Linked DNA regions of Mus musculus: regions 1 and 2 are each linked to region 3. Evidence: chromatin loops called from intact Hi-C (ENCODE). Cell type or tissue: heart. All regions are shown on one strand. Region 1 overlaps Ccl7 (chemokine (C-C motif) ligand 7). Region 2 overlaps Gm11419 (a long non-coding RNA gene). Region 3 overlaps Ccl1 (chemokine (C-C motif) ligand 1).

Region 1 (2,500 bases), 130 kb before region 3:
GATTTGAATGTAAAGCTCTGGAGACCTCATGTCACTTTAACGTTGTGTTAGCTGCAGAATTCTCCCCCTTTCCCCATTTTTACTTTGTTCTTGTATTATGAAGGGACTTTGCAAGAATCAGTGCAAAGATTTTATTTAAAAACTTTTAGGATAAAATCATAATGTTATGATACTGTGTGGTTTTTAAATGTATGACTACTGAAGTTTCATATAAAATGTATTTTTGCACAAAATTCAATCTCTGATGCTGTCTTTTAAAGGAACAAACTAAGCTGGAGGGGTGAACAGGGTGGCAAGAAGTAGGGTGTGGGTACAGAGGGAGGGGAGGGGGCCAGACATGGTAACCCTGGGTATTAGCTTAGACTGAGCTTAGTTGTCAAAGACAGACAGGCTGAAGCTAGAAAAAGCCAGGTCTACAGTTTTGTCTCTGACAAGCTGACACCAGCTTTAGCCACTTTACCAGGCACTGTTTTGGTTTCCAAAGCCGTGGCTTTTCACACAATCTCTGATTGCACCAGATTCCTATTTGTCTGGTCTCCTCACAGACCCCCAAGTCCCTCCAGTCCAGAATATTAAAATACATCTCTGGCTTTGATAATGGAGATGCCAGGCCAATGTGACCTGGCAAATTCCCTTCCACATCTGGCAGCCACATGAGTGTTCAAACAGTTCCATCTCTGTTAATCAGAAAGGGCAGGAAGGTGAAGATCATGGCCCCAGCACAAGATTCTAAGAGATCCCTGGATCTTCCAGCTGAGCCTCCATTAAAGCCTCAGGTTGAAACATAAGGTGTCAGAAGAGAGTGGACACCGTAGTGGCAAACAAACAGTACACCAGTGACCACGCACTGATGCTCCAGCCAGATCTAACAGAGCTTCCTGCCTTTCATGCAGCCTCCGGGGTGTCAGGCCTCATCTCCGCAACAAGCAGATTTTCCAAAACAGCCACCAGGAGGCAGACTAGCATCACCCAAACTATCCTCTTCCTGTCACATGCTTCATCTTAGAGCCATGAAAGTAGCGTCAGATAGAAAAGAATACAGGTTATACAGGTCAATGTTAAGCAGAGAATCAGTGACTTTATTACAGTTCAGAGAGGAGGAGCTCCCTGTGCCCAAGGCCAAAGAAACTCCTCCTCTTCCTTTTCTTCTTCTTCTTTCTCTTTGCATTTCTTTCTTACACTGTTGGTCTCCTTGCTTTTTTTCTTTCTAGTCTTTTTTTAAACCAAGTGCCCATGTTGTCCTATAATTCAATATGCAAAGAATGATCTTGAATTTTCATCCTTCAGCCTCTATCTCCAGAGTGAGGGAACAGGTGCGTGCCCCTATACACAATTTTTGAAGAACTGGGGACCAAATTTAAGTCTTAGTGCATGCTAGGCAAGCACTCTACTCAACTAGTGAGATGCACTACCAGCCTAGTTCCCCATTTTAAAGAATTTAAATCTTGTTTGTCTTCATCTATGTCCAGGGCCCTTTGGCAAGAATAATTAAAGAGAAATCCAAAATTATGACCAGAAACAGAGGGTGATCCCTAGCTCAGCATCAGTGGTCTGTGGAATTCAAAGACTAGATGGGTTATACCACTAATGTATGAGTTATAGCACTAGCTGTCTTAAGTAGTCACTAACCTGACAGACATGTTTCTTTAAGTGAGAGGGTATAGTAGAGCCATGCAGGCACCAGCCTCATGTAGACACTAAAAGTAAAAACAAAATGAACACATTTTACATCTGGGAGCATATCCATCAAAGATGCCCAACTATTGCCACCAAATTTGTTGGGAGTGTAGGGTGGCAAAAATGTCCCTTTTGCCCTTTAAGGAGTTACCCTTCAGGTCTGGGGATTATTGCTAAGAAAAACTTTAAGGGTTCCTCATATTTTTTTTCTTTCTATATTACAGGACTTCTTCTGTGATCTCTGGATTAGACCTAAAGGGTGTCATTTGCTTGATTAACACACAGACAACTGTGATGATCCTGTGCCCCCATTAAAACCCAAAGGAGTGCATCGTGATGATGCACAGCTATACTCCAGCATTTAGGAAACTGATGCAGGATCGCTATAAGTTCATGGCCATTTGGGCTACACAGTGAGTTACATAGCATTGGGATACATATTTTACTGTGGGAGGGCAAAACCCTGTCCCTCCCACAGTAAAATAAATTAAATATAAAACTGCAACAAGTAACATTCAGCAGACTTCTGACAGCAGATGGAACGAGCTGGTGCCTGAGGTTGGAAAGATGGAGGCCCATGTTCCAAAGCACCAAAGCTGTCAGGTCCTGTCTACAGAAATCTTCGCTCCAAAGGGAAACTTTACAAAAATGTGCATTGATGGTGTGCTGGTTGCTTCTGTCTGCATCTGTCAAGTTATCACTGTAAGGAAAACAGTTTAGGAAAGAACTGGATGTCCTTTAACATACGAATAAAATCCACAAATTCAAGATTTATACTGCAGGAAATACAATCTGTGTGTTGGTACAACTCTCTCTGTCTCTG
Region 2 (2,500 bases), 180 kb before region 3:
AAAATATTTGTGGCAGCATTATTTATAACAGCTCCAAACTCGGAAGCAATGTAGACACAGATCAACAGTAACATGAGGAAGGAAACCATAGTACACTCTCAGAGCAGAATATTATATGGCAAGGGACAGGAACACTGAAAGGTTATATTCAACAATGCACACACTCAATTTGACAAAACTAGAAGCACCTGAGAAACATCTTAATTGAGGAACTATCTAAATCACAATGGCCACTGGGCATCCCTGTGGGGGGGGACTTATTTGATTGCTAAGTGATGTAGGAAGACTCAGCCTGTTGTGGGTGGCATTATTTCATGGGCTGAGACATGAACTGTGTAAGGATGAAGAAAGCTAGCAGCCTGTGAGTAACCTAGCAAGCAGACATGAAGGGCATACTTGGCTCTCTGTTTTTTTTTTTTTTTTTTTGGTTTTTTTTTTTTTTTTTTGGCCTGTGGATGTCATGCCTAAGTTCCTGCCTTAATTTCTCTGCAATTGTGAGCTGTAACTTGGAATCATTGGCCAATAAACTCTTCTTCTCTATTGTCTTTTGGTCAGGATTCTTTACCACTGCAGTAGAAAACGAAACTAAGACACCATTCAATGTTGGTGAAGATGAGATAAAATGATGGGGATATTAACTGGTACTTTATTTCTGAGAGATGTTAGTATATACACATGCATGTACGCATGCGCACGGGGGTGGGGGGAGGGAGGGAGGGAAGGAGGGAGAGAGAGAGAGAGAAGCTAGGAAACTCCACTTTTATGATTTATTTTTAGGGAAAGAATCAGATATTTTAAAGAGATGTGCAAAAGAAGAGTAATCAAGGTATTATGTGTAATAAAAAAGAAGCAAGACCAGCCAAATGTGAATTCTTCCTCCTTGAGATCTCTAGAAAGCTCTTCTGTAACTAATCTCTTCTACCATAAGGTGGCACCGGAGAGCACACAGAGCTGTCATGCCTATCCAGGCCACCAGGGGGCAGCAAGGCCCCACCAACTTCTGCTCCCAGACTCCACAGAGCCTTCCCTTGCCTCTTTCCTCCAGTTGTGGCTGTTGTCAGCCCAGACACCTGCCTGGCAGAAAAGGGAGACTTAAATGAAAGAGGATGGGAATTCACCCAAGTCCTCCGTACACAACAAGCACCGCTCTCCAGGTTTAATAAGCCGTATCTCATTACCTCTTAACCCCACATCATGGGCATGATTTCTCATCAAGTTAAACAAGCAGGCTCTGAGGAGGACACGCTTCCCATCGCTGAGCTCTAAGTAATAGAGACACGGTTTAAATCCAATCTTTCCGCTATAATGCTGCCCAGACCTGAAGCCCCAAATGCCCTGAGTGTAGTGTGCCAGGGTGTGAGTGGAAACAGTTTCTACTTCACCTGCTTTTTGCTTGTTAACTCTTCCTGACTAGACGAGGCAGAGACTGTAATGCGCTTTAAAGGTAGGGAAGCTGGGTGGGAAGCTAACAAACCTGCAAAGAGCCCACTGTTGGCAGAGCTGGAGCCACTGCTGGAATCAGGGTCTGGCTTCCAATCTTGGAATTCAACCTCTGAACAGATATAGGGAGCTTATTGGGGGTTTGTGAGATGGTAGGGGTTAGGACTGTAGAAGAAGTGTCAGACAGTACTTCTAGCCCCATGCCTACTCCCATGGTACCAAATAATGTCCTCCTTTTTCTCCTTGCCCCTTGGGACTCCCAGGGGTTTCAAAAACTCCAAAAAAATCCATCAGATACTCCCAAGGCTTCTAACACCCGTAACTCTCCACTTGTGTGACCAGGCAGCCCTTGCTGAGTATCTCCTAAATGCCAGACTTTAATTGCAGAAGCACATGCCCTCAAAGTGGAGGCGAGTGGCTTTGTAAAGCCAAATGAAAAGAAAGCCACAGAGGGCAGCCTTGGGTGACTAAGCACCATATGACTGGCACAGAATTTCTGCCCGGGTCAGCAAGGACTTCCTGAAGTTGGGGAAGGGGCTCTCTCTGTGCCTTGGAAGAAAGTATGGCTTGAAACGCGGAGAGAGATTGGGGTACAGCCTTGGCATGAGTGGGGTGCTTCTGTGAGAATAAGGAGGTGGCCAGGCTGGAAGGAGGGGGTCCTAGAGAGATGGTTTGAGTTGGGCCCCAGTGAATTGGAGCATATTATGAGATTCTCAGGCCCCACTAATTTTATAAGCAGGTGGCTCCTGGTGGCTCCAAGCCACTCGAGGGAGGGAAGAATCTGAGAGTCCATGGGAGCCATCTCTGGGAAAGATTGTTGCAAGCTGGTGTGAAGGAGAAGGATGAATGGCCCCTGTTGGGGTGGAGAGGTAGGCACCTGGGTTGCCAGCAGGTCTCCCTGTAAAGGAAGCTACACGGGTAGTCTGTGACAGCATCTTACTTTCTCTTAGGCCCTGGAAGGTCTGTGCAAGGACCACCTCCAAGATGGTCTGTAGGAGTGTCAGTTGAGGATGTTAAGGTCCCTGGACTCAGACCAAAAGAGATAGGAGTTACACTGCCT
Region 3 (2,500 bases):
CTGAGGGAAACTGCAGTCTCTGGTGCTGGGATGGGAAGGTGGCTCATCTTCACCCCGGTTAGCAGGGGTTCACCTTCTTCAGGTGATTTTGAACCCACGTTTTGTTAGTTGAGGCGCAGCTTTCTCTACCTTTGTTCAGCCTGAATCTGTGAACAGAAGACACGGACAAGGACCTTGGTCACTCACTGGAATCTGTAACAGTCTTCTCTGCTTCTGTGAGACCAGGGACCCCTGAACTCCTGACTCTGTAAATGAAGAAATTTTACAAGATCTGAAGCTGGCGTGCCTGTGTTACATTGGAAGCTTATTAATGGGGACCCCTGAAGCCTACCGTGGAGACTAGAATTCCCTTTGTGGTACAGAGCACAGGAGCTGGCGGACAGTCTGATGTGTAGCTAGGACGAAACGTCCCAATCCTAGAACAACTCCTTGCTCCAGGTTTGAATATTTGTGTGTCTGCCTGGGGCCTACTGTGTGTGTGTGTGTGTGTGTGTGTGTGTGTGTGTGTGTGTGTGTTTGTAGGGTCTGAGATGTGTGGGGTATGTGTGTGTGTTAGTGTGGTATGTGTGTTTCTGTGATATAGGGGGTGTATGTGGGGATGTATGTGGGGGGTGTGGTATGTGTGTTTGTGTAGTGGGTGGTGTGTGTTTGTGTGGTGTGTGTGATATGTATATGTGGTGTGTGTGTTTGTATAGTGTGTGTGTGTGTGTGTGTGTGTGTGTGTGTGTGTGTGTGTGTGTGTGTGTTTCATGGTATATAGACATGTGTGGTGGCCAGGGGTCGGTGGTTATGAAATCTTCCTTAGTGGATTGTTTGTCCTACATTTCGAGGTAAGATCTCCCACAGAACTTTGTTAGGGCCAGCAAGCACACAGGCTATGCCTGCCTCTGCCTCATCTAGCACTGGGGTTACAAACTCACACCATCCTGCTGGGAATATGAACTCAAATCACCGTGTTTGAGCAGCCAAACTACCCACTGAGCCAACGCTCCAGCCTTGTCTGTTGTGCTTTTATTAAACATTTCTTCCTGGCTATATAGCTTGGGATCTAATCATAGGCACTTTGGGGTTCAAGCAAATAAATCAGGACCCCCCCCCCCTTCCTGGGAAGCCCCACGCCCCCTAGTGTCACTCTACACCTTAGATTGCCTGGTTGGGTTTAGACTCCCTTTTCTTGTGGAACAGCGCCATCTAGTGTGTACTATTCTCAATTCCGTCAATATTATCTCTCCCCTGGCTAGTGGCTCACTCACACCACAGCTGGGGGATCAGGACAGGAGGAGCCCATCTTTCTGTAACACTGGATAAACTTCAGGGGAAGCTCTTTCTTCAAGGTGTTCAAGCAGCAGCTATTGGAGACCGTAAGCACTAGAAGAAAAGCACAAAAAAAGACCATTCATTAGCAACCATAGCCTCTCACCCACAACAGAATTAAAAAGCAAAACCAGCCAAGTCCTTCCTAGGACAGACTCAAGCATGGAGACCACATCCCGAGGGCTGCAGTGCAGCTCTGTCTCAGCAGCAACACATTTCTAGGATGGAGACAACAATCATAAGACTGGGGAGGGGCGTCAGATGTGAGCACCCTACAAACCAGCAGGTGGTGGGGACAGAAACCACAAGCCTGCCTGAGCCATGGCTCAGCACACACTCCTGCACATACGGTGAGACTCTTCCTACCACATATACAAACCCCTTCAGTCCCAGTCTCCCAGCACAAGTGCGTGGCTCTGTGTACTGTGCTAGTACTTAAGCTCGGGGCTCTGGCCTCACATCCTAGAGGACCTGTTATCCCATCGCATGCAGGACATTGTAGTTCTTGGTTCACAGACATGGGGCTGGGTGAGGAACTCCACAAGGGCTCAGAAGGAAAAGGGGGTATTCCCAAAAAGTGGCTGGTCCACTCGCCCACACAATCTTCCACATTCCCATCCTTGGCCCTCCCCTCTTTCAGGGACCAGTAACCCCCAGTCTGCTGATTTGTACGCTCTCCTCCCACATCCCACCTTCAACATCCCTGTGTTCTAACCCTGGATCCTTCCTGTCTCGCTGTTCACAGAAACTTGCAGGTCCCCTGACCTCAGGTTGGTATTTTCCGAACAATCTAGAACATGGATTCCAGTTTATCCATACAGAAAACATCTTTAAGAGATATAATAGTTATCTGGCTGTTCACTCCTGTGGTCCTTCCTTCAGCCCCTGCCTGTCATCTGTCACACTGGAAATCAGTCTTAGTCCCTCCTCTGGACTTCAGGGATCCTAATTTGTTTTAAACAACCCCATAGGCCCTTCCAGTTGTCTGTAGGGTGAGGATCAAAATTATCTTCCACACACTAAAGCCACTTCATCTAGAAGGAGGAGGATGAAGAGGAGGAGGAGGAGGAGGAGGAGGAGAAAGGAGAAAGGAGAAAGGAGAAAGGAGAAGGGAGAAGGGAGAAGGGAGAAAGGAGGATGAGGAGGAAGAGAAAGGAGAAGGGAGAAAGGAGGAGAAGGAGAAGGA

What was found. A loop is a pair of places that touch in the nucleus more often than their neighbours do. Peaks named below come from ENCODE experiments on the same cell type or tissue, not always from the same donor. Only the 100,000 strongest peaks of a DNase experiment are listed, where the experiment ranks them.
Region 1: it touches region 3 in a loop (7-fold over the local background); 34 of 42 quality-filtered maps call a loop at or near these places.
Region 2: a loop joins it to region 3, with 11 times the contacts of the local background. A loop is called at or near these places in 39 of 42 quality-filtered maps.

Annotation. Positions count from the first base shown.
Region 1 is chr11:82,047,293-82,049,792 of GRCm38, forward strand. Ccl7 (chemokine (C-C motif) ligand 7) reads left to right here. Exons shown (of 3, transcript NM_013654.3): 3 at 1-233. Among named protein-coding and RNA genes, the nearest start is that of Ccl7, 2.8 kb to the left of the region's middle. In heart, a CTCF peak has its summit at 948 (motif pointing right); a DNase peak (open chromatin) is centred at 919.
Region 2 is chr11:81,995,386-81,997,885 of GRCm38, forward strand. Gm11419 (a long non-coding RNA gene) reads left to right here. Exons shown (of 6, transcript XR_003949730.1): 6 at 1-395. Among named protein-coding and RNA genes, the nearest start is that of Gm31522, 9.5 kb to the left of the region's middle. In heart, a CTCF peak has its summit at 961 (motif pointing right); a DNase peak (open chromatin) is centred at 1,026; H3K27me3 peaks cover 622 bases.
Region 3 is chr11:82,176,766-82,179,265 of GRCm38, forward strand. Ccl1 (chemokine (C-C motif) ligand 1) reads right to left here. Exons shown (of 3, transcript NM_011329.3): 2 at 1,254-1,368; 3 at 1-146. The coding sequence ends at 59. Among named protein-coding and RNA genes, the nearest start is that of Ccl1, 1.8 kb to the right of the region's middle. In heart, a CTCF peak has its summit at 1,175 (motif pointing left); a DNase peak (open chromatin) is centred at 1,186; H3K27me3 peaks cover 912 bases.